Linked DNA regions of Homo sapiens: region 2 is linked to region 1. Evidence: chromatin loops called from intact Hi-C (ENCODE). Cell type or tissue: breast epithelium. All regions are shown on one strand. Each heading gives the region's core, and the rest is flanking DNA. Links, peaks and the distances in the headings are about the cores only.

Region 1 (12,317 bases), core at 2,437-10,436:
GCCCACCTGCGAACGTGTAGGGCAGCTCGTCTCTGGTAGCTTTTCCAGCTCTTTCCTTGCCGCTTATCAACCCTTTCCCAGGAGTCTGCCTCTGCTCTTTTGCTGGCTTCTCGTTTTCTTCCTCACTCTCCACGTTGGATTCCAGGTCCAAGTGGCTATCTGGGCTGTCGCTCTCCTCTGTGTCCTCCCCGCCTGAACTGTCACCTTCTTCCTCGTTGCTCTCAGGGTCACTGGCTTCCTTGCTTTGCTCTTCCTGGACATCTTCCTCGACATTCATCTTTCCATCCTACCAAGAGCGTGGAAACCACAGGGCATGAGGACAGGCGGAGACAACGCTGGACCATCTCACAGCCACATCAAGAGGCTGCCCACATCAGGGCTTTCTACGTGGTTGCAAGGAACACAAACCTGTGTGCTCCATTTGCCCACTGGCACTAGGCCTCCTGCCCACCACCCGCTTCTAGGCTATTCGAGCCGCAGGAGCTACAGGCTGCTAGAGAACCCTGCGGCAGGATGCTGGGCGCGGTTCAGCTTTTGCCAGGGAGCAGCATGGGACTGGGATTTGGAAGGTGTACAGTGGCTGCGGGCTTTAGCAGGAGGAGTGTCTACAGCACCTTCTGCTCCTCCAGGTAACCTAGTGTTTTTATCAGTATCCATTTTCCTGTGTGGATCTCTTCTGCTTGAAACCTGTCCTGCCTATTTTTCTTCCCTGGACCCTGACTGATACACTCTTAAAACGAGAAAAGGGTACCGATTTATAAAGTTCGTGAATTAAAAACTACACCAGTCATGGAAACTCAATGACATCACTCAAAGAAAATTCACAACTCTAGCCTTGAGTTAGCTCCCTCAATAGTATGATGAGGTCATGCAGATAGAATCATACAGTTATTAACAAAAGTAGTTGATGTTAACCGAGTAATCAGTTTTATCTGTGTTCCTTTGAGACAGAGAGAGAGAGTGAGAAAGAGAGCGTGAGCAAGTGAGTGCACATACTATTGTTAAAGTCTTCTCTCTAAAGTTTTAATATCTGATATACCATAAACACCCAGATAAAGAACTTTAGAGAAACTGGTTAAAAAGATTTAAAATTCCCAACTGTAATAAATCCCTAAAATGAATACCAAAAAAATGTTTTTAAATTAAAAAAAGAGAGAGAAAGAGAAAATGAAGGCAAACATCTTACTTTGTAGGAAAGCAAACGCCTGTCATCTTTATCTAGCACGAAGCCATCATTCAGATCATCTGCTGACATATGTTTTGGTTTCTTAACATTTTCATCCTCATCCTTTCCAAGCATTCTTCGAAGTCTCTCAGCCTGAGCAGGAAGGAATGAGATGTCTTAGAGCACACTCTTCCAACATATGGTGAGGGGGCCGTGCAGTCCTGCCCTGGGCAGCGGGCTGGGCCTACGGTCCTCCCAGCTCTGAGGCTGGTGCATCCAGCCTGCTTTCTGCCTGCAGTTTTCAATCAGGCATGCAAACACTAGCTAAGCAGCACATTCCTCATTTAACAAAATCAACTGTTCAAACTTTGTGGCCAATACTCTCCAGTCACCAGGCAAGCCTATTATTCTGAGGCCTTCACAGCCCAATTCTGCTGGCCAGCCCCGACTGGGACTCATCACCCCCTGCACCGAGAGAATAGGAGCCAGGACGCCAAGAGCAAGCAGCTCCACGGCCTCCACTATTTGACCACACACTGGACACGGGAAGAAGCTAGTGATGTGGTTATGTCAAAACAGCCAGCTGAGCCAGCTGTGATGGCAGCCCACACCTGTAACCCCAGCACTGTGGGAGGCCGTGGTGGGAGGATCAGCTGAGACCAGGAGTTTGAGAACAGCCTAGGCAACATAGGGAGATGCTCATCTATACAAACAATTTTTGAAAATTAGCTGGGGCCAGGCGCGGTGGCTCACACCTGTAATCCCAGCACTTTGGGAGGCCGAGGTGACTGGATCACCTGAGGTCAGGAGTTCAAGACCGCCTGGCCAACATGGCGAAATCCTATCTCTACTAAAAATACAAAAATTAGCCGGGCGTGGTGGCAGGCGCCTGTAATCCTAGCTACTCAGGAGGCTGAGGCAGGAGAATCACTTGAACCCAGGAGGTGGAGTTTGCAGTGAGCCAAGATTGTGCCACTGTACTCTAGCTGGGTGACAGAGCGAAACTCTGTCTCAAAGAAAAAAAAAAAAAAAGGTATTCATGAATAAATATAAACTTTAAATAGACTAAAATATTCCACTGATCAAACAGAGTATTCTCTTCAGCCCATCCTGCAAAATGGAGCAGAAGGGGCTGTGGACGGACAGCAGCACAGCCCTGCTCCTGAGGTGCTGCCACCCTACCTCCAGCTTCCTGAGGTGCTCCTGCTCTTCCTTTGCCAATTCTGCCTCCGTCTTCATCCTGTTAGAGGGCTGCGCCTTCATTTCAAAGCCAAGCTCGCGAACCATCATGTCATATGCATCGGGCTAAGGTAGAAAGAAGAAATTCTTCATTTTAAAAATATATTTATTTCTTATTTTACAAAAAGAAAAGATCTAGCTTCCTGGCACATTCTAGTAATGGCTAGATAATGTTATTGAAGTAGCTAAGCCACATCTACGTCTTTTCTTCTAGAGAGAAAACTGTTCTGATAAGCCCTGAGGATTGCGAAATCAGTGGACATTCGGTCACAAAGAATTTGTTTACCCCTAGAAAAATTCTCAGAATACATCTGCTTTAACGAAAACAGGCCAGGTGCAGTGGCTCACGCCTGTAATCCCAGCACTTTGGGAGGCCAAGGTGGGCAGATCACGTGAGGTCAGGAGTTTGAGATCAGCCTGGCCCAACATGGTGAAACCCTGTCTTTACTAAAAATACAAAAATTAGTCAAGCATGGTGGCACGCGCCTGTAATCCCAGCTACCCGGGAGGCTGAGGCAAGAGAATCACTTGAACCCAGGAGGTGGAGGTTGCAGTGAGGTGGAGGTTGCACTACACTCCAGCCTGGGTGACAGAGCGAGACTCCGTCTCAAACAACAACAAAAACGCTACTTATCCAGGCATTACGCCCTAAACGTGGGAAACTAAGTAAAGTAACGGTAACATCAAGGCTGACTGACAAAGATGCACAGATGACCACATGACACTAATCTGCTGGGATCTAGACTTCTCTGAGAACGCAGTTTCTTAAACAAATGCAGCATTTTCCAATAGTTTCGACTAAAGAGAATGCAGTAGGAAACAACTGTTTACAGAGGCAAAAATAAGTAAATGTATATTAAATGTATGTATTATGTATCAACAGACAAACATGTCACAGGGAAGTTCAGACACCTATTCTAACGTGTCCACCCTGAAGTACTTCTTCCATCCAGAAACACCACTTTTTTCAGTTTAATTCACCTGCAATAGAGACTCAAGTAACTGAATCTACTTCCACCCCAAGATTACACACAGCAGGTAATTCAGTATCAATGTTCAACAGAAACTTGCCCTAAAGGAGACAGGTAGAAGAGCCGTCCAGCCCCAGCCCTTTCTCTGGAGAAAGTCGGTCACCCAAGCTCAGTGAGTGAAGAGTTTGTTTCAGTACTTGGCTCCCACCTTGGGTTTTTCCTTTTTGTCTCTGTTCTCTGACTTGGGAGTTTTGTGGGACAGGAGAGTCTGAATTTCTTTCCAGTCTTGGTCTAGCTTCTCCGTGAGCTCGAGGGCATCTTCTCGTTGAGCTTGTCTCTCCCTCTGGGGAAAAAATAACAGACACACACCACATACCGTTACTACTGGACTTCAACCCAGAGGCCCAATGTCAGTGCCAAGGACACACACAGTGATCACTCAGTTGGCACCAAACGTTTCAACACAGAAAAGAGGCCAGGAGAAATGAGTATTTTAAATGCAAAGCTACCAAATCTCATCAGACGGAAATCTTTTCCTGCCATAAACCATTAATTTAGATGCTCTGAGCAGTTCACTGCAAATGAATAAAAAAGTGATTTTTTGGGCACATGTCAGATACTAAAACCAGCAACAACAAAAAACCCATCCGCGCCAGGTGCAGTGGCCCACCCTGTGCTTTAGAACTAGGCCAAGGTGGGAGAACTGCTTGAGCCTGGTCGACACAGCACGATCCCCATCTCTACAAAAAGTAATTAGCTGAGCATGGTGGCGCCCACTAGCTACTTGGGGAGCTGAGGTGGGAGGATCACTGGATCCTTGAGCCCAGGAGTTTGAGGCCACAGTGAGCTTTGATCGTGCCACTGTACTCCAGCCCGGGAAACAGAGACTACGTCTCAAAATAAAACAAAACATAAACCAAAAAAAGGCAAAAGAACCAAAACCTGTCCGAGGTATATGCTTTATGTGATTTTTAAAATTCCTACTCACAATAAATGCTTTTACTGAACTCATATAAAATATTAAACACAGCCTAAAAAGGTACAGGAAAAAAAAGCTCAAACACATTTTGGTGAGCCTGTCTTACCGTGGAGAAGATGATCAAGAACACTCACTAACCCACCTTCTCTTGTTTTGACTTGGCAATGAGCTCTTCAATCAGCTCTTTCCGGGACTTCGGTTTCTCCCGCTCCTCGCCTTCCTGTTGAGTCTTCTTGTGAAGGAGCCCACCGCCTCCTCCAAAGTGGGCAGCAGTCAGCTCAGCTGGGGGCAAAAGGCAGAAAACCCCACAGTGAAGCCCAGCCCTGGCGTGGGAAGTGTTTCCTGTAGCACTCTGCCAGTGCTTCCCCCATAGTGGTCTGGAAAAGTCCACATTTGAGAAAAAAATGCTCACACGCAACAGCCTGGCCTGAGACCACAGGCACAATGGCACTTGAGAAATACCCAAGGTAAGCCACTCTGAGAAAACCCAGACCCATTACACTCCCAACTGGCCGTAACCCAAGTGGCTGGAAACACCCAGCACCTATTTTTGATTGTGCTGGTTCTAGCGAAGACTGGCAAACCCAGAGCAAGCTGACTCCAGGGTCTTGGTGGGAGCGTCGCCCAGGATCAGTGGTGCAATCTGTGTCCCTCCCACCTCCCTGGGCAGGGCCTGGAGACTCTAGTCACCTGTACCACGGCGCCCCCTCTAGTCACCTGCACGCCACGGCGCCCCCTCTAGTCACCTCCACGCCACGGCGCCCCCTCTAGTCACCTGCACGCCACGGCGCTCCCTCTAGTCACCTGCGCCACGGCGCCCCCTCTAGTCACCTGCGCCACAGCGCCCCCTCTAGTCACCTGCACCCCACGGCGCCCCCTCTAGTCACCTGCACGCCACGGCGCCCCCTCTAGTCACCTGGACCACGGCGCCCCCTCTAGTCACCTGCACGCCACAGCGCCCCCTCTAGTCACCTGCACCACGGCGCCCTCTAGTCACCTGCACCACAGCGCCCCCTCTAGTCACCTGCACGCCACGGCGCCCCCTCTAGTCACCTGCACGCCACGGCGCCCCCTCTAGTCACCTGGACCACGGCGCCCCCTCTAGTCACCTGCACGCCACGGCGCCCCCTCTAGTCACCTGCACCACGGCGCCCTCTAGTCACCTGCACCACAGCGCCCCCTCTAGTCACCTGCACGCCACGGCGCCCCCTCTAGTCACCTGCACCACAGCGCCCCCTCTAGTCACCTGCACGCCACGGCGCCCCCTCTAGTCACCTGCACGCCACGGCGCCCCCTCTAGTCACCTGCGCCACAGCGCCTCCTGGCAATGAGGGGAAGGCCACTCGCCCAACTCACACCAAGGCAGTTACCTCCAGTCTCGGGGAATTAGGATCTCCCCAGGGAATGCGTTTTATAGCTAAGGGTCCACGAGAAGTCTTGAACAATGAAAAGAGCAAAGACAAAGGCACAGAGGGGTTAAAATAACTGGCCATTCTCTTCACGCCCGTGAAGCCGAGCAGTGGCGGGGCCTCCTGGTGTGCCGCAGATGGCGGGTTCTGCACCACATGCTTGCTGCCCTAATTCCTAAGCCTTTTACCCCCTGGATTAGCCAAATATCAGAAGGCAGCCCCAGGCTTTAACGCCTTAACTTTCACACACTGACAAGACAAAGCTTTGAGAGTCAGTTTTAGATTTGTACACCTTTGTTCTGAAGATGCTGGAAATGGGACCTACTTTAACTTACAAGAAATGTCAAGTAATTGATGTCATGACTGCAACCTTATAAATAGGGTTCAAGACAGTCAGACCCGAACTGAATCTTAAACTCTGTTAACATTATTTAAGGCCAAAATTTATCTGTTTCATGTTGTTATCTACAGATATGAGGCTCAATATGATTTTCCTCAAACTGCTATAATTCCACAGTAGGTAAAAGCTAAAGGAACTACATCAATGCCACTGGTACAAATATTAGGCTGGAATTGATAAAGTAGGGGGAGCAAAGTAGTGCATTCAGTGAGGCACCTGGAGTCAGTGAGGTGGGTTCTCCCCACAGCTCTGACTCTGGCATCGGGCAAAACACCTTATTTCTCTGAGCTCATGGGTAGAACGAGCTATTTTGAGGTTCAAATAAAATAATGGATATCAACATGCTTTCTTGGCCCATAAAAGCATCTATCTACACACCATCTTAAAGTTCTGAAAACTTAAAAAAAAAACAAAAATACATAAAAACTGTCACTTGTGAAATTTGTAGAGAGGTTAATGATCAGTAAAACTTTCATGCAATAACTTTCTCTAGTCTCTAAGAAGAGCAGAAGGTCTAACAATGAACAGACTCTCCCTGACTCCACGCCCACAGGCCCGTGCACAGCACCCCAGCCTCACCAGACAACGTTCCTCGATCCTCAGCATCGCTGTCACTGTCCACAATGTCATTATGCTTCTCGATGTCTGCCAAAGACTGGCCATAATGAGTCAATTCTTCATCTTCATTTAGATTGTAGATGCTTTTTTTCTCATGATGTCGCTGACAGAAGAGAAAAAAAGTTTCCTAAAATTACCACTTCCATTTCACAGCAAAAAAAAAAAGATAAGGTAGATATATATATTTCCATTATATTTGAAATATGACAACGAATCCTAAGCAGCCTTAAAGAGTATTTTGGGTCAACTAAGCAATGATTCATGATTCAGACAGAAATGAAACTCATGGAGGGTAATTCTTTTTTTTCCTTCAGACAGAGTCTCGCTCTGTTGCCCAGGCTGGAGTGCGGTAGAGTGATCTGGGCTCACTGCAACCTCTGACTCCCTGGTTCAAGTGATTCTCCTGCCTCAGCCTCCTGAGTAGCTGGGATTATAGGCATGCGCCACCACGCCTGGCTAATTTTTGTATTTTTAGTAGAGACGGGGTTTCATCACGTTGGCCAGGATGGTCTCGATCTCCTGACCTCATGATCCACCCACCTCAGCCTCCCAAAGTGCTGGGATTACAGGCATGAGCCACCGCGCCCGGCCTCATGGAGGGGAATTCTTAAATAAGCCCAGGGGCCAGTTTCCACTCCAGCAATGCTGCTCAGCTGAGAACTCCTGTGCACACTGCTGCCGTGTAGTAGAGTTAAGGCATTTATCCATTCAGCTAACATTTGCAGAAGAGGTTGCTTCTCCTTTGGCCTAGCCAGATAAGGCACAGGATTCGAGGGCTATCCCCTGGACCTTCCGAGTGCCCAGGAACATGCAAAACATGCAGAGTCAGCCTTCTCCTTGGCCTTGACTTCCCTGTGAAATGTACAGCAAAAACCCTCCTCCAGTTTCTTTCCATACCTGCTGTTCCAGAGCAAACCTCTTCATCATCTTCTCCTCGGGGCTCATGTTGCTGTTGTATTCTCCGAAGCGTTTATCTCTGAATACATTGGATTTATCCCTTTCTTTGTACTCTTTTAGTAAAGTCTGTGTACGCTGGAAAACAGGTCAGAAACAATCTCACAAAAAATTCTTGTGATTTCCACTACAGGGGACATCAGAACAGTGCATACTTTAAAGTTCAGGGCTATGCACAGTGATGTCAAAGTTCACACCCAATCTGCTTTCATGCACGATAGGCTTTCTCTACTAATCACAGAATTTTGAGAAGAGCAAAACAACTTTCAAGGATAATGGGGCAATCACTTTCTTTTCTTCTTTAGAGTCTACCGGTGCCAAAAGGAAGGGTAAAAAAGAACACACTAGTCAAGCTCAAGGCATGAATGGCTCCCTCGGCTGTAACAGCTGCCTTAAGGTTTAAAACGTGCACATTTGGAAAAGTGGAAATGGGTTTAGACTCCTTCCGTCATGGAGGAGGGTACTATTTCCCATCAAAGGTACTCCTAAGAAATGTGTAGTTGTGAGTTCATACTAGACACAAGGCAATAAACAAGTTAGCGAGGTCACAGTTTAGGGGCTTCACCTTTATAACACCAAGAGGAGCAATATTTTAAATACGGTTAGCAAGTATCAAATAATTTGGTTATTTTCCCAGCAGCAACAAAAAAAGACCAAGTTTAACAGTATTCAAAGTTGGCTGTCCTGGAGGTTGAATTCCCTAAAGAAAGCTGTGAGAGGACAGAGATGGGTGAGGAACGAGTGGCCTCTGCAACCTGAGATGGCCACATTGCAAACTCTTTCTTGCTGCGGAACTTCTTCTATTTGCTAAGGAACTGCCATTACACTGGTGTTTACACAGCAATTCCGAAAGGAAATGGCATCAAGGCAAAATCTTGATGCCATGGAAGGCCCTTGGAATGATCCAATTCAGTGGTTTTACAAACCCACCACAAATCGGTGCCTCGGCAGACATTTGAAACCTCTCATCTAACCCGACTTAAGTGTTCCTTGCCTTCCTCAGGGATTCCTCTAATTTGTGAAGTCACTTTGAAAGAATGCGTGCGTGTGGCAGGAGGGAGCGTGTGGTGACTTGGTCACTGCCACTCTGGTTCCAAGTTCTGTTTCAGGAGGGGACAGGTCAGATTTTGCTCCAGACATAGGTCACTTCCCCAGGGTCGGAGATGAACTTAAAGGCTAAGAAACCCAGATTTAAGGTCAAAACCAGGAGCTGGAAGAGGAGGAAAAGAGAGTGGAAGGGGTTAAGAAGCAGCTGGGCAAGAGCAGAAGATGCTCCAGCAGGGACAGAAGCACGACCTGGCCCTCCTTTCCATTTAGAGCACATTCCATCTGGAGAGGTCAACCGAAATATTAATCATGTGGACAGGAGAAAAGGATGTGAAAAAACCATTTCTCTTATCTCACTTTGAAATGTGAAAGTGCTATTATTACACTTAAAATGCATGAAAAACCCCTCTGCTACCTGAAGAGTAGGAAACCATCCATTAGTTCAATAAATACTGCCAAGGCAATTTTCGTCATTTTCTTCAAGAATATTTCAAGAACCAATTTGTTTCAACTGACACACGCTGAGTTATTAATCCCTAGTAACTTCTAGTAACTTCCTACCGTGGCAGTGCTAAACAATGTTTGTTAAAAACACCTTTGGGGCCGGGCGCGGTGGCTCACGCCTGTAATTCCAGCACTCTGGGAGGCCAAGGCGGGCGGATCACGAGGTTAGAAGATCAAGACCATCCTGGGTAACATGGTGAAACCCCGTCTCTACTAAAAATACAAAAAAATTAGCCGGGTGTGGTGGCGGGCGCCTGTAGTCCCAGCTACTCAGGAGGCTGAGGCAGGAGAATGGCGTGAACCCGGGAAGTGGAGCTTGCAGTGAGCTGAGATTGTGCCACTGCACTCCAGCCTGGGCGACAGACAAAGACTCTGTCTCAAAAACAAAAAAAAACAAAAAACACAAACAAACCACCTTGGGTACAATTTCCTGAACCAGAGTCTAAAGACAGCGAGTGTCCCCAGATAGACCAGAGGGCTCCATCGCCATTGCTCTGTTCTCTCCGCTTCTGTTACGAGCCATTCCAGAGCGAGATCCTGCTGGATGCTGATAGTGAACCACACACAGTACTGAATCAGGTTAAGCTCTCTGAACCTTCACCATTCTTTATCCGCAGAGCAAAATTTTAAAACAACATCTCACTATTTAAATCACAAGGTCTAGCTGGCAATCAGATGGGAGCACATTACATGTGCTAGCCTGTACTGCTCGATGAACTCTGTACGGACAGAGGCTGCTTGCATGCTACACTGAGACCTTTTTTTTTTTTTTTAAAGATGGAATCTCGCTCTGTCGCCCAGGCTGGAGTGCAGTGGCACAATCTCAGCTCACTACAACCTCCACCTGCCGGGTTCAAGCAATTCTCCTGCCTCAGCCTCCCCAGTAGCTGGGATTACAGGCGCACGCTGCCACGCCCAGCTAATTTTTTTGTATTTTTAGTAGAGATGGGGTTTCACCGTGTTGCCCAGGCTGGTTTCGAACTCCTGAGCTCAGGCAATCTGCCTGCCTCGGCCTCCCAAAGTGCTAGGATCACAGGTGTGAGCCACCAAACCCAGCATACACCGAGAAGACTTCTGAGGTCTGTCCCTGCAGAGGGAGGGAGTGTCACTGGCTTCTAGCAGGAAGGGGGTAGATGGGGCAGGCATCAGCCATCTCTGCCTCTAAAAATATTAGTTCTCATTATCTGGAATATGATTCTATGGGTAAATCTTAGTGAAGAACAGCCCTTAGGCTATAAATACGTAATATGAGTTATTCTACATTATTGTGATTCTCTTTCTTTCTTAAACTATATAGATGTTGTGACATCATATGGAATTTACGGCATAAAATGGGGATAACAGTACTTCCCCCTCATAACGGTGAGGATTAAATGTAAACCGTGTGGCACAAGGCCTGACCAACTGTAAGGGACCAGTAACTATATTATTAATATAGTTACTATATATTATTATATTAATATTATATTAATATTATAATCACATTAATATTAATATATTAATATTATAATCACATTAATATTAATATATTAATATTATAATCACATTAATATTAATATATTAATATTATAATCACATTAATATTAATATATTAATATTATAATCACATTATCAATATATTAATATTATAATCACATTATCAATATATTAATATTATAATTACATTATTATTATATTATTATATCAATATTATATTAATATTATATCGATATTATTTTAATATTATATCAATATTATTATATTAATATTATATCAATATTATATTAATATTATATCGATATTATTTTAATATTATATCAATATTATTATATTAATATTATATCAATATTATATTAATACTACATCAATATTATATTAATACTATATTAATATTATAATAATATATTAATATTTTAATAATATATTAATATTATAATAATATATTAATATACTAATATAATAATATATTAATATGCTATTACAATAATATATTAATATGCTAATATTATAATAATATATTAATATATTAATATTGTTAGTATATTAATATATAGTAACTATATTAATAATATAGTTAGTATATTAATATATAGTAACTATATTAATATAGTTACTGATTTAAGAACTACATTAATATAACTTATTTTATAAATTATTTCAGAAATAAGGAAACTGAGGCACAGCTATAAAGCAATGTCCTGAGACTGGCACCTGGGGGCTGCCCTCTTCCTGCCAGACTGAGTGCCTCAGAGTGCTACAACTGACCAGAGGGGAGAAGCCAACTGAGGCAGCCTGTTTACTTCTAAGGGACTAACCCACATGAAAAGACCCAGGCCTCCTGCGCCGGCCTCACGGCCCCTACACGCGTTATCAAGCTTGGAGTCAACTGGACGACCTGCTGTCCCTCAGACAGCTGTGAGTGCCACACTTCACCATACCGGGACAATGTGCCTTTGCATGTGTGTCCTCTGCCCACCCTGGGCCCATGAACAGCTCACTCCCCTTGCAAAACTTGACTGTAACTCCCTCTAGAAGAATTTTTGGACTTTCCTAACTATTACACTTTTTCCTGACCGGGATCTCCTAAGGCACTCAGGTTCCATCTTTGATTTCTTCAAATATTTGTGTTTCTTCCAAGGGCCAAGCATTGGAGATCCAAAAAGGAGCAGCAATTCCCGTCCCCGTCCCAGGCCTTCAGCACAGGGCAGGGAGGTGGATCTGCTCAATACCAGAAGTTTGAGCAACCTGTCCTATTTGGGTTACATAGCTTGGGTGGTGAACCTGAGCTGGCCCTTTAGAGACTTTCGGAGGTAAGGCAGACCTTTTGGACAAACTGAGTTGCAAGAGGCGAAGCAAGGACAACAGCCAGACTGTGCGGGACTCGAACGACAAGCCAAGAAGGTTAAGAATAACAGTATTTAGAGAACACTTGCTGTGTGCTCTATGTGCTATCTTACTTAATTCTCACAAACCACCACGAGGGGTAGGATGTATACTATCATCTCTACTTTTGAAATGAGAAAACTGAGGCTTCAGTGGTGAAGACAAATGT
Region 2 (12,317 bases), core at 1,946-9,945, 50 kb before region 1:
GTGGTGTAGATGTGAGGACATGTCAGTGTGGGGAAAGAAGGCCTCAGAGGGGCCAGTATCCTTGTATGCTGCCAGCCAGTACTGGACAAGTGGGCACGTTCCAGCCTAAGACAGGCGTGGCCCTTGGACCAGATCACAGATGAGATGGGTGGCTTCAGGAAGCAGGGTGGCTTCAGGAGGCAGGAAGTTTAACTTTCCTGAAGGTTTGGAATAAAAAGTATTCATAGGTCTGATTCAGGCTATGTTAAATGTTCTTACTGAAATTCTTTGCACTTGGGATGAATATTGTCCGCTAGAAAGGAGGAACTGAGGGTTTTCTGCCTGGGCGCGATAGTCAGTCAGTGGAGTAGACTCAATCAGTGACACAGGGACGAACAGAGAAGGCAGAGTCTAGCGTAACTTTTTGAGTTCATATAATCAGTGAGGTTGATTGCATTAATTGACTGTCTACTGTTGAGTCATGAACAGGACACAGTTCTTGCCCTCAGGAGTTTATGACCTAATAAGAGAGATGGACAAACGATTCCCAAATGAGCCCTGCCCCTGTGATCTGTGCAGTCATAGGCATGATGAGAGCTTGCAGGCAGAGGTGGGTGCCGATTGGTCAAGGAGGTAGGAAGAGGAGCAAAAGCTCATGAAGAAGGCTGAAGAAGCAGTTAGAGTTGGGTGGCCAGCCAGGGTAGTGAAGCTGCAGGGACTCATAGATGGAGAAAGCTTGAGAGTGGGGCAGCCATGGCCCAGGTGTGCGTCAGGAGCCAGGTCATCCAGCATGGCTGTGCAAGGTAAGGAGGGCTGAGGTTGGCCCAGTCACACAGCCCCTGCCTCCTGGTAAATACGGCGACATTTTGCTGCTCTTCTACTTACAGTCAGTGTGAGGGAGGAGAGAGGGGGGTCAGAATGCACAGCAGCCACCAAAGACTGTGCTGAAAGCACATCCTAGAAGGCGGAGAGGGGGAAGTCAAAATCAGGTAGAAACTCTGATTTGGTAGGGAAGGAAGATAAGGATGAATGATTAATAAGTAAAACATTCATTACAAAAAGCATGATGAATGTTTACTCAGTGTCCTTAATGTGTACAGATTGTTTTAATATTAGAAGGCCATATAGTTTATAAGAAATAAACTAGACAGCAATCACTAATCATAGTCCATGTTTTAATTTAGCATCGGGGTTGGCATATATGTTGTTTGCTAATAACTGAGTAGAGAATAGTTGCCAATTTCCACACTATAATATATGTTGCAGCCGAGCACAGTGGCTCACTCCTGTGATCCCAGCACTTCAGGAGGCTGAGGTGGGAGACCAGGAGCTTAAGACCAGCCTGGGCAACATAGCGAGATTCCTCTCCACAAAAAATAAAAAAATTTCAAAAAGAGAGATAATATTTCATTTGAACTTCTACAGTTAGAAAAAAAATGCTAAATTGTCCCCCCCCCAAAAAAAATCAAGATATAATTTCAGTTTCTCAAAGAAGGAACAAATCCATATATATTTTCTCTTTCTTTTTTTTTTTGGAGAGACAGGATGTCATCATGTTGCCTAGGCTGGTGTTGAACTCCTGGGCTGAAGCAGTCCTCCCACCTCAGCCTCCCAAAGTGCTAGGATTATGGGTGTAAACTACCACGCCTGACCCAAATCCATGTTTTTAACTACAAGCCAGATAGTAGTTCTGAGGTCTGAGTATTACTTCTGGTTTTGGTTTAACAGCATTTAAAGGGGAAGAATAAAGAAAAATCCATATGGTTTCAGGATAAAATGATGTTGATGAGTCCTGGGTGGTTTATTCTGAAGTTGTGGAGATTACTGAGTTCTGGCTCTTTAAGCAAAAGGAAACTTGAATTAATAAGAACTGTGTTTTTCTGCAGATAGTCTTTATGGCAGAGTCATTCTCTTTTATTATTCCTCAACAAAGCATGCTCAGAAATGGGAAAACTGCCAGTACACACATTTACCTTATCTTTCTGAGGACAATTATGAAAATAAAACCCAAAACAACTCCATTCATGATTGTTATTACCTTTTTAAAAAAATGTAGGCCGGTCACGATGGCTGATGCCTGTCATCCCAGCACTTTGGGAGGCCAAGGCAGGTGGATCACCTGAAGTCAGGAGTTCAAGACCAGCCTGGCCAACATGGTGAAACCCCTTCTCTACAAAAATTAGCCAGGTGTGGTGGAGGGTGCCTGTAATCCCAGCTACTCGGGAGGCTGAGGTAGAAGAAGCACTTGAACCCGGGAGGCAGAGGTTGCAGTGAGCCAAGGTCGAGCCACAGCACTTCAGCCTGGGTGACAGAGCAAGACTCCATCTCAAAAAAATAAAAGGAGGCCGGGCGTGGTGGCTCATATCTATAATCCCAGCACTTTGGGAGGCTGAGGCAGGTGGGTCATGAGGTCAGGAGATTGAGACCGTCCTGGCTAATACAGTGAAACTCCGTCTCTACTAAAAATGCAAAAAATTAGCCGGGTGTGGTGGCACGTGCCTGTGGTCCCAGCTATTCAGGAGGCTGAGGCAGGAGAATAGTGTGAACCTGGGAGGCGGAGGTTGCAGTGAGCCAAGATGGCGCCACTGCACTCCAGCCTGGGCAATGGAGTGAGACTCTGTCTCAAAAAAAAAAAATTAAATTAAAAAAATAAAAAAAATATTGAAAGAGTGATTAGTAATGAAGATGGCCCCCAAAAAAGAGCAGTACCCAGAGGGGAGAGAGAATTCTGAATTGAGAGGACTGTTTCTAGAGTACCACAGCCAGCAGGGCACAGGCCACTGAAGTGTCTTGTATGTCTGACCCTGTGCAGTCCCTCCAAGTCCTGATTCTCTTGTGATGTATTGTGAAGGTGCTGTGAGTGACTTGGTTCAGGTGCGAATCTGTTAGGTTGTTGAGCAGACAGCTCTTCAGCATCCCCCGTATTACCTCTCTGTGCTGGGCAACAAATCACTACAGGCCTGGTGGCTTCGAACAGCAGCCATTTATTTCCTAGCTTCTGTGGGGCAGGAGTCCAGGCACAGCGAACTCAACCTAGGGTCTCATAAAGGCTGCATTCAGGGTGTTGGCTAGGGCTGGGTTCTCATCAGGAGACTTGACTCAGAGGATCCACATCCAGGCTCTTCTAGACTGGGGACAGAATTCCTTTTCTTAGGGCTGAAGCATTCTTGGCAGCTTTACTTCTTCAGAGCCAGCAGTAGAGACAGAGACTCTTATAAGATAGGTGCTAAACTCTTCTGTGATACAGCCCATCATCACCTTTTGTGAATTCCGCTACTTAGAAGCAAGTCAGAGATCTCACCTGTGCTCAAGGTGGGAGGGGATTACAGGAGCTGGGGGCCTGGGGCCACTGTGAAGTCTGTCTGTCACACTTACCAAGTGTGGCCAGGAGAGATGCAGAGGACACCGTCCATGCCCTTAGAGATGCTGTCTGTGGGAGGACTCTGCAGATGAGTTGGTCCAGTAGAGGCATGAAGTAAGTGGGGCTGTCTTTTACCACAGAGCACATGGTCATGAGGCAGAGCTGGAGGTGAATTTGAATGTTGTTGTATTCAGACGTAAAGTAATTTTGCTGAGAACCAGTTGTCATGAGGTATACTTACTTACCTTACTTACCTAAAGATTATCACAGTATTTAAACTGTAACTTAAGAGGTAAAAGTCTATTAAGTATGTTGATGAATATAACCTGCACAGTGGCTGGCAGCAAGTAAACCCTGTTTGGGTGTTCAACTTTAATTTTTTGTTGAAATATGTAAGCAGGAGAGTGCACCTACCGCAAGTGTTCAGTTTGTTCATTTTTAAAAACTGAACCCCCTGTATAACCAGCAGTCAATAAGAGCAACGGTAGCAGCACCTCAGAACACCCCCAGCACCTCCTTCAGTTCACTTGTCCCATCCCAGGGGTGACAACTGTCCTGTCTCCCAGGACAACCAAAACAAAGGTTGTTTTGCATCTTCTGCACTTTTAATGAATGGTATTACATGGTGTATGTTCTTTGCAGGTTGGTCTCTTTCACTCAGCGTTGCCTTCAGGAGAGTCATCCACGTGGTTGGTTTAGAGCACATTGTGTCACTATAAGCCTTCTTATGAAGACACTAGACTATCCATCTCCTATATGGATGGACTTTTGGGTTGTTTCCAATTGTGGTTTACGAGGAGTAGGGTTGCTGTCCACATTTTAGTACCTGGTTTTTGGTGAACACATTTGCTTCTGTGGGGTGTAAAATTAGGAGTGGAATTACTGAGTCATAGGGTATGCATGTGTTCAACTTTTGTGGATGTTTCCACATGATTTTCCAAAGTGAAACCCTGTTTTGAGATCTGGAATATTGACTGTCTTTCACTCTCCTTGGACCCTAGGGCTACAGAACTGGCTACCCTTATCGATACCCTGCTCTGAGAGAGAAGTCTAAAAAATACAGCGATGTGGAGGTTCCTGCTAGTGTCACAGGTTACTCCTTTGCTAGTGACGGTGATTCGGGCACTTGCTCCCCACTCAGACACAGTTTTCAGAAGCAGCAGCGGGAGAAGACAAGATGGCTGAACTCTGGCCGGGGCGACGAAGCTTCCGAGGAAGGGCAGAATGGAAGCAGTCCCAAGTCGAAGACTAAGGTGTGGACGAACATTACACACGATCACGTGAAACCCTTGCTGCAGTCTCTCTCGTCCGGTGTCTGCGTGCCAAGCTGTATTACCAACTGCTTGGTCTGTGCCTACCTTACTGTTCATAGTTAGATGACGTAGAGCAAGTTGGGTAGCTGGGGCTTCGGAGGCTTTGGGAATCCAGCCTTTCTGACCCAGGTGTAAAGCGAACCTTCCTTATTCACTTTCTTGTAGTCTGAACCTAAGTCCACTGAATGCATTACTAAAATTCGGATAATACTATCTGCTTGAAACTGCTTAAGATGTAATGTAACTCCGCAGTAGTTCCAGTATATCTCCGTATATAGCAAAAATATACAATAATTTACATGTATTAACCTACAAATAGGAGCTCTTCTTATTTAATTCAAATTATATTCAGGGACTCTTAATACTTCATGCACAAAAAGACACTTCAGTCCTAAACCTGTATTTTAGTGTTGTGAACTCCAGTGGTTTCAAGTCACTAAAGTTTCTTAAGTCTTCAGTGTTTTCTTAAGCAGTTTTCCCTTGTGGCTCCCTGGCGTGTTCTCTGCTGACTCTTGTCCCCTGCCCTTAGTGTTATTCCCCTGCTTTCTATCCCAAAGCCTCCGAATGCACACCCCCAGCTGCCCTCTGCATGGACTGTTGCATGTGAGTAGACGGCCATAGTGGCGAGTCACCTTCTGACTCCTGTTGGGTGCGGCATGACCCAAGTGCAGCGCAGGCCATCTGCAGGCACCAGCGACAGACGCTGCAAGGGGTGCTTCGTTTCAGCGTTAATGCCGCTCAAGTTATCGTTTGTCCTGAGAGGTGCTCCCATGTCGTGGTGCTGAGACCTCCTCTGAAGATGGGTCTTTATTCCTCCTGTAACCTACCTCTAACAGTCCACCCAGCTCTGCTTTAAACTGTATGTAGAAGAGGCCCATTTCCAGAAGCCCCTGGAATGGAGGAGACAGGGGCTGAAGCAGACTCATCTGTGCATGACTAGTTCATTAGGAGTTCAGTTGAAATTAGATTAGATGCTCCTAAAACCATGGGCAACCAAATACATAAAGTGGGGCTTTCTTTTCCCCTTGTAACAGTGTTTTACTTTATAGATTTATTTAAAGAAAAAAAGTTTTATCTTCCCCAGGTGGTCCTGGTGTTTTCCTGACGCAGTTGGTGAGAAGCCTCCGTGCTCCTGAGCGGCCGCGTCACCTGGGCAGGGACCCTGTGTGGCCATGGGGCTCTGAGCATGGGAGTGCGTCTCTCCTCTTCTTTCCTGCCCTCCTTGTCTTCTTTCCCCCCTTCTTCCTGTCTCCCCTTTTCTTTCATTTGTTTATTTTTTACTTGTTTCACTTGTTAAAGGAAGTGGGCGTTATAAAACAAAAAAAAAAAACCCCAAAACACCTTTCTGCGGCTGATGTGAAGCACAGTGCTGAATTGCCATGAGGAAGTTTTCCAAAGCGTTTAGGCAGCAGCGCGAGCTTTATTTACCATTAGCTTGCAAAACAACTAAGTCACTTTAGGCCTAGTAGTCAATGTGTACATCCAAGGGGAGGCCTTGCTCCGCATTTATATTTGTTTCTTACTGTTCTGGAGTGACAGAGTCCATGCAGTGCTCCCAGGTTGGTATCTTTTCATTTATAATGATTGCTGTTACTTTTTCAAATGTGTTCAAGTTTCTGAGGTTGCTGTTTGAAATGCTTTGACTAAAAATTATTTTTAATAAAACGCTGGAGTTGTTTTTATCTGAGAAGATAACCATCAGTGAGTACCCAGAGCTCCATGCCCATTCCACACTCTCCTCGCAGTGGCTCAGCATTTGCTGGTTTTGTTGCTTTTTTTAAAGTCGTATGGTTTATGGCTATCTTATTGCCTCTCGAAAGTATTCTGAAAGGCATAACATTTGCTCTCGAAGATGGGCTTGTTTTAATGTTCAGTGCCTACTCATGCCTTAGAATTTGATTAAAAATCTCAGATTTGATTGGAGATCCAAAAAAAAATTATGGGTGGAAGGCTCAGCATGCTGACGAGATGCACTGATACTAAAACAGCCTTTAAATATTAAGGACTCATGAAGCGCTTCAAGTTTGTTTGGGATATTTTTGTAGCACTCAAAAATATTAAGTTATATAAAATATTCGACATCACCAAACTCTTCTTCCAGGTAGCTACCGTGTAAGTGTCCATACAGTAATGTTCTTGGGTTGAAAGTTACGCAGACAGTGCATTCTGATGCTGTCATTTACTTTAATGCAAAACTTTGGTGATGCCCACTCTTGCCTCACGGTGCAGGCTCCTCCCTAACCCTGGGTAGCAGCATCACATTGCTTTTCATGACCCTGTCATCTCATGCTTCCAGTTGGCTTTGGTGTTGGATGATTTTCAGAGCAGTGAACCAATGGTCTCTGAGGGGCCTCCCCTGCTGGTCCCAGGGTTATGGGGCTCAGCTCTGTCGTCAGCCTACCTTATGACCCAGATTCAGCTGGGCTTTCCAGATGGTGGTTTTCCATCAGTCATGACTTTGACTTCCAGCATTAACTGGTCTTTATGTGGCTGCATCCTGCTCCCATGGCGACTCTGCTGAGTGACCCAGATTAGATGTGGTCATTGGTTCAGTCCTCTCTGTGATGTTCAGTGCATGACCAGATGTGAGATAAACTGAATAGATTGGATGCTATGTCACTTATTGTTGTCATAATTCTGACTTTTCAACTGTTCTTGATATTACAGTGGACTAAAGAGGATGGACATAGAACTTCCACCTCTGCTGTCCCTAACCTGTTTGTTCCATTGAACACTAACCCAAAAGAGGTCCAGGAGATGAGGAACAAGGTGCGTCCTGCGTCGGCACTCAGCGGGGGCTTGGGTGTGGGATTGGAAGGGATGCCAGCTGCTTTGGGGGGAGCGGGTGCTTGCTTCTAGCAGAGGGCATCTGCTGTTGTTGCCACTGTTGCAGTGAAGCCATCTCTTCACACCGCTGCTGTTCTACCACCAGTGTGAAGTATGAGCAGCAGACATTTTTTGGGCCCTATTGATTCTTGAACTGATGTTTGCTCACGATGTTTGCTCACCGGTCAGAATTGGAAGCTGCAAAACCTGTTCTTAGCAAGAGCAGACTGCTGTCCCTTTCAGGGTTCGTTCAAAGACTTGTGAGTGGCATTTGGTGTATCAGAGCAGGAGCCCTGCCAGTGCTCACATCACTAGACGATGGACATGCAGCGAGTGTTTCCCCCAAGTTAATGACAGTGAGAGATAGGTGTCCTGCCCAAGCATCTGGAAGATGTGGGGAGCTGGGAATAGTCTCCATCCCTGCAGACCCACGCCCCACTAAGCAGGCATGGCGGTCACTCAGAACACATGGGGCCATCCTGCCTGCGTGGGGCAGTGGGAGAGCTGAAATGTAGCTTCCATGTGGCTGGGGCCCAAGTGCACAAGCAGCAGGGCTCCCAGGCAGCATGGCTGCTCAGGACTGTTGATGTGTGCCTCTCCTTCCCACCCTCAGATCCGAGAGCAGAATTTACAGGACATTAAGACGGCTGGCCCTCAGTCCCAGGTTTTGTGTGGTGTAGTGATGGACAGGAGCCTCGTCCAGGTGAGAGCCCAGAGTGTCTCTGACTTTAGTGGGTGGTGGCTGTGTGACCGCCTGCTCCAAAGTTATTCTGAAATTGAGAGAGTGACTTTATGAGGTAAGTATTCTAGGCAACCAGTTACCTTTGTTAAAACCTTCATGATGAGAAACGGTTCAGGCACTTTTCGTTGAGTTCTAGAAGGAGCGAGCATGCTGAGGGCTGTGTCCACCCCTCTGGTCATGCCCCTTGTAATGCATGCATATGTGAGGGTGGCACATACACCACCAGCTTTGGGGCTCAGATTCGGCCCGGGTTCAGCAGCGTTCTGTGTAAGGCGCTAGGAGAGGGTGGGTTTAGGGACTCTTGTTCTGGTACATATTGCTGTCTGCAACAAAGTGCTGCTTGGGTTGCAGAGGGGTGGGTGCCTGTAAGTGTGGTGCACATTTACACACATTTCTACAAAATGACTCTACCTTGTGGCACATTGAAGATAATTGTGTAAGTAGTTATCTCTGAAAACTAATATGCCACCTAATGCTTTAACACCTGACTCTGCAGGGGTAGACGATTGTTGGATTTGTCCAGCCGTGGTCCTGGTTTCGTGTTCAGTGTCTGCACGTCCTGCCATCATCACTGCCACACTTACTGTTGACAGCTGTCCCTGCTGCATGCTCTTAGCCAGCTCCATCCTGTGCTCTCAGCTGATATTTCACAGGCTGGGCCTGGTGTGCTCTGGTGACTCAGTTTACTGTTTCAGGATGCACCTCTCTCTGACTGTACGGAAACTATCGAAGGGCTCGAGCTTACAGAGCAGACCTTTAGTCCCGCTAAATCTCTCTCTTTTAGAAAGGTACTCACTGCCCTGTCCTCACTACCTGTCTATGCGCCTTGCTCCCCTCCCCTCCCCCCTCCCCGTCTCCTCTCTTCAGGCATTGTCTTAGTTACTGAAGTAGCTTCAAATGGATCTTTAACCTGTTTGTGAGATTGTACAGAAGGTTCTGTTCTACCTACTTGATTCTTTAATTAAAACATTTGCTATGAGGTGTGATAACAATTTCCAGCATTCGAAGTTGTTACTGAGAAATGGCCAGTCTGAGCAACGTGGTGCATTTCTGCAGTTCCGCACGGGACTTTGGTCAGTGCGTGTTTTGGGTTTCAGAATTTGCCTTTTCCATGACTCTGACTGCAGACAGCCTCTTCTGGGCAGTCTGTTGCTGTTGGCAGCGGCCACTCCCGAGTGCCCTTCCACCCTCGCTGGTTCAACTTTGACTGTAAATGTCATGAATGTAGCCACTAGAGGTCATATCATTGAAAGATGTCATTTCAGAGGAATGGGAATTCAGACAGTCTTTGTCAGCCCTTGATAAAATGTATTTATTTGTACCTCAAAAAAAAAAAAAAAAACCCTAAATAACATTTTTAAATGCCACAGAGGAGAAAGACTTAGGAGAGTCTGAAACCCCTCACTGTGATTCCCTCTGTGTGCGGGCATCTAGTATGTGGAGTAGGTGGAAGATCTGTCTGAACCCACCCACGTAGAAGGAAATCCTCCCTAAGAATCTAGGCTGCTAGTGTGCAGGAGTTGGTGCCACGCAGAAAGGGGCTGACCGCATGGTTGAAGAGTCTTAGCTGAGAGGTATGTTTATATTCTTGTCAAAGGAAATTTCCAGAACTGTCTCTTTCACTTGTCACACCTTCATTGAGATGCATGTGTCACTTTAGTGGTGTTCCAGTTCCCACATAGAAGCAGGTTTATAGCAAAGATTCTGTATTCCTGTCTGTAATCCCTGCTAATAACATTATTTTGCATATTTACTTATTAATTCCACAGGTCCTGTTTTTCCCTGTGCTTAGAGCATCCTTCCAGCTGCCATTCTTGGAAGAGCTTCTCAGAGCAGGGGAGAAAGATGACTCTGCCTGTTGCTTGTTTTTCATCTTTTGGCACTTTGTTGCGGTCTTGTCAGTTATTCTTTCTCTCAGGTGTGTGAGGGCTGTGCAGGCCATGAGCCCAGCTGGCCTCCTGTGTAGAGCCCACGTGAGGGCAGCACTGAGGACCTTGTTAGGGCTCTCCAGAAAGCAGCCTGGGTCGCCGTGTTCAACCACCAGTTACAGCTTTGTGTGCTCTGTCCCAGTGATATTCAGATGTGGGTGTGTGTCACTGTCACCTGGGGGCTTCCTGAACGATAGAGGTAGGGTCCGTACCTTCTGAACACCATGCTCACTGCGAGTGCTGCATCCAGGTGTCATTAGCAGAGAATACCACTGTACGCTGACCCCAGAGGAAGAGAGCTTGACCACCTGGACAGAAATCCTTGTTCCACCTTTGTGTTTTCTCTACCTCCTTATATCTGAAGTTTACTTTTGCACCCTTGATCTTTATCCCACTCTGGCTAAAATATCCCTCTTTTTGGTGAGAATGTGCTTTGGCTCCATGGGAGTCCTTTACTGGGCAATTGTTCCACTTCCTTTCATGTGAACCTCAAAGCACAGACAGTCTTGCTCCTTTTGGAACATGGAGCTGCATGTTGAGAAGTTGAGTTTTTCCTTGACCAAGCAAGGACGACTGTGTCCCACACACTCCCCTCCCCAGTGAGGCGAGTGCGTGGATGCCTGCTTCCCATCTGAGAACCTGAAGAATGGGTATTTGGGACTTAGGGAGCTGGGGCTTTTCTGGAAAGGACTTTCCTTTGCCTTCCATTTCTCCCTCACTGGTGATGGCCATTCCCACAGTGCAAGTGTTGCCTTCTGATAGAAGAAGGAACAGTAATCACAGTTCAAACAGGAGTTCGCAGCCCAGCCGAAGGCTGTGTTGACTTTGTTTTGGGCAGCATAACATGTAACCTGAAATACATATATATATATATATATTTTTTTTTTTTTTTTGAGACAGGGTCTCACTCTGTTGTCCAGGCTGGAGTGTGGTCGGGCTGTCTTGGCCCACTGCAACCTCCGCCTCCCGGGCTCAAGCAGTCCTCCCTCCTCCCATCTCAGCCTCCTGAGTAGCTGGGACTACAGGTGCACATCACCACACCTGGCTAAATTTTTGTATTTTTTTGTAGAGACTGGGTTCCGCCACGTTGCCCAGGCTGGTCTCAAACTCCTGAGCTCAAGCAGTCCACCTGACTCAGCCTCCCAAAATGCTGGGATTATAGGGTGTGAGCCACCGCGCCTGGCATAACCTGAAATAATTTTGGCTGCCCTCTGGATTCAATTGCAAGTGAAATGAAGGATTAGAGATGAAGATGTGAGTCTACACTGCAAGCTATTCAGCCCAGGGAAGGACTCTTGTGTTCCCATGTGCACCTCACCAGGGGCTGTGTTCTCCAACACCCTTCATGCTGTGTGGTAGAAATGCAGAGGGGCAGTAAGCTCACCCCTTGGACTCTCTCAGTGACCTGTGTTGAGCACCTAACCTGTGCATGGTCCAGCACTGGGAATGCCAGTCCAGATCCAAGTTGGCCCTGCTCGTAGATGAAAATCTGATGGTCAGAGAGGTCAGCCGCTAGTGCAGGTTGCACAGCCTCGGGTGGAGCTCTTGTTCCACCCAGGTTGCCTCAGTCAAGTATGGAAAGTTACTGGGCCTGTGTTTTGCTTTAGAGGCTTGTCAAGTGACAGGGAGGTGAGGGGAGTGGCAGGAGGGGAAGCTAGGCACATCTTGGTTTCTTGTCTGGGTTGTCCATGAGTGGCGTATGTTTCTCTGCATCTCAGTCATTGCTCTGTGTCCTTTCTTGCAGAGGAATGTGATTCTCTGTTCCCATAACTGGTCTTGACAGCAGCTTAACCCTTAGCTGTGGTCTGTGGAGGAGGGAGCTCTCCACCACTGGGGACCTGCTGCGCTGTGCCTCGGGCTTCAGCTGTCTCAGTATGAGAGAGCCCCGCTTGTCCTTTGGGGCATCAAAATTGGGAACAAGGGTTTTGATGTCTCTGTGCCAATGGATTTTTATTTGTATTTTTATTTTTATTTTGAGACAGCATCTTACTCTGGCCCATGCTGGAGTGCAGTAGTGCAATCACAGCTCACTGCAGCCTCGACCTCTCAGGCCAAAAGAATCCTCCCACCTCAGCCTCCTCAGCAGCTGGGACTACAGGTGCATGCCACCATGCTTGGCTAATTTTTAAATTTTTTGTAGAGACAAGGTCTCACTATGTTGCCCAGGC

The links. Hi-C counts contacts between places; a loop is a spot of excess contacts. Peaks named below come from ENCODE experiments on the same cell type or tissue, not always from the same donor. Only the 100,000 strongest peaks of a DNase experiment are listed, where the experiment ranks them.
Region 2: a loop joins it to region 1, with 16 times the contacts of the local background. A loop is called at or near these places in 2 of 110 quality-filtered maps.

The regions. Positions count from the first base shown.
Region 1 is chr4:2,949,928-2,962,244 of GRCh38, forward strand. It overlaps NOP14 (NOP14 nucleolar protein), which reads right to left. Exons shown (of 18, transcript NM_001291978.2): 2 at 7,679-7,813; 3 at 6,743-6,884; 4 at 4,497-4,636; 5 at 3,584-3,718; 6 at 2,348-2,470; 7 at 1,187-1,318; 8 at 7-286. NOP14-AS1 (NOP14 antisense RNA 1) reads left to right here. Exons shown (of 4, transcript NR_015453.2): 4 at 226-1,151. Among named protein-coding and RNA genes, the nearest start is that of NOP14, 7.3 kb to the right of the region's middle. RefSeq lists an enhancer at 12,037-12,106. In breast epithelium, for the core only: no CTCF peak of the experiment used is centred there; no DNase peak of the experiment used is centred there.
Region 2 is chr4:2,900,423-2,912,739 of GRCh38, forward strand. ADD1 (adducin 1) reads left to right here. Exons shown (of 16, transcript NM_001354761.2): 10 at 4,342-4,686; 11 at 7,321-7,422; 12 at 8,093-8,182; 13 at 8,917-9,009. Among named protein-coding and RNA genes, the nearest start is that of SLC75A1, 28 kb to the right of the region's middle. In breast epithelium, for the core only: no CTCF peak of the experiment used is centred there; no DNase peak of the experiment used is centred there; H3K27ac peaks cover 443 bases.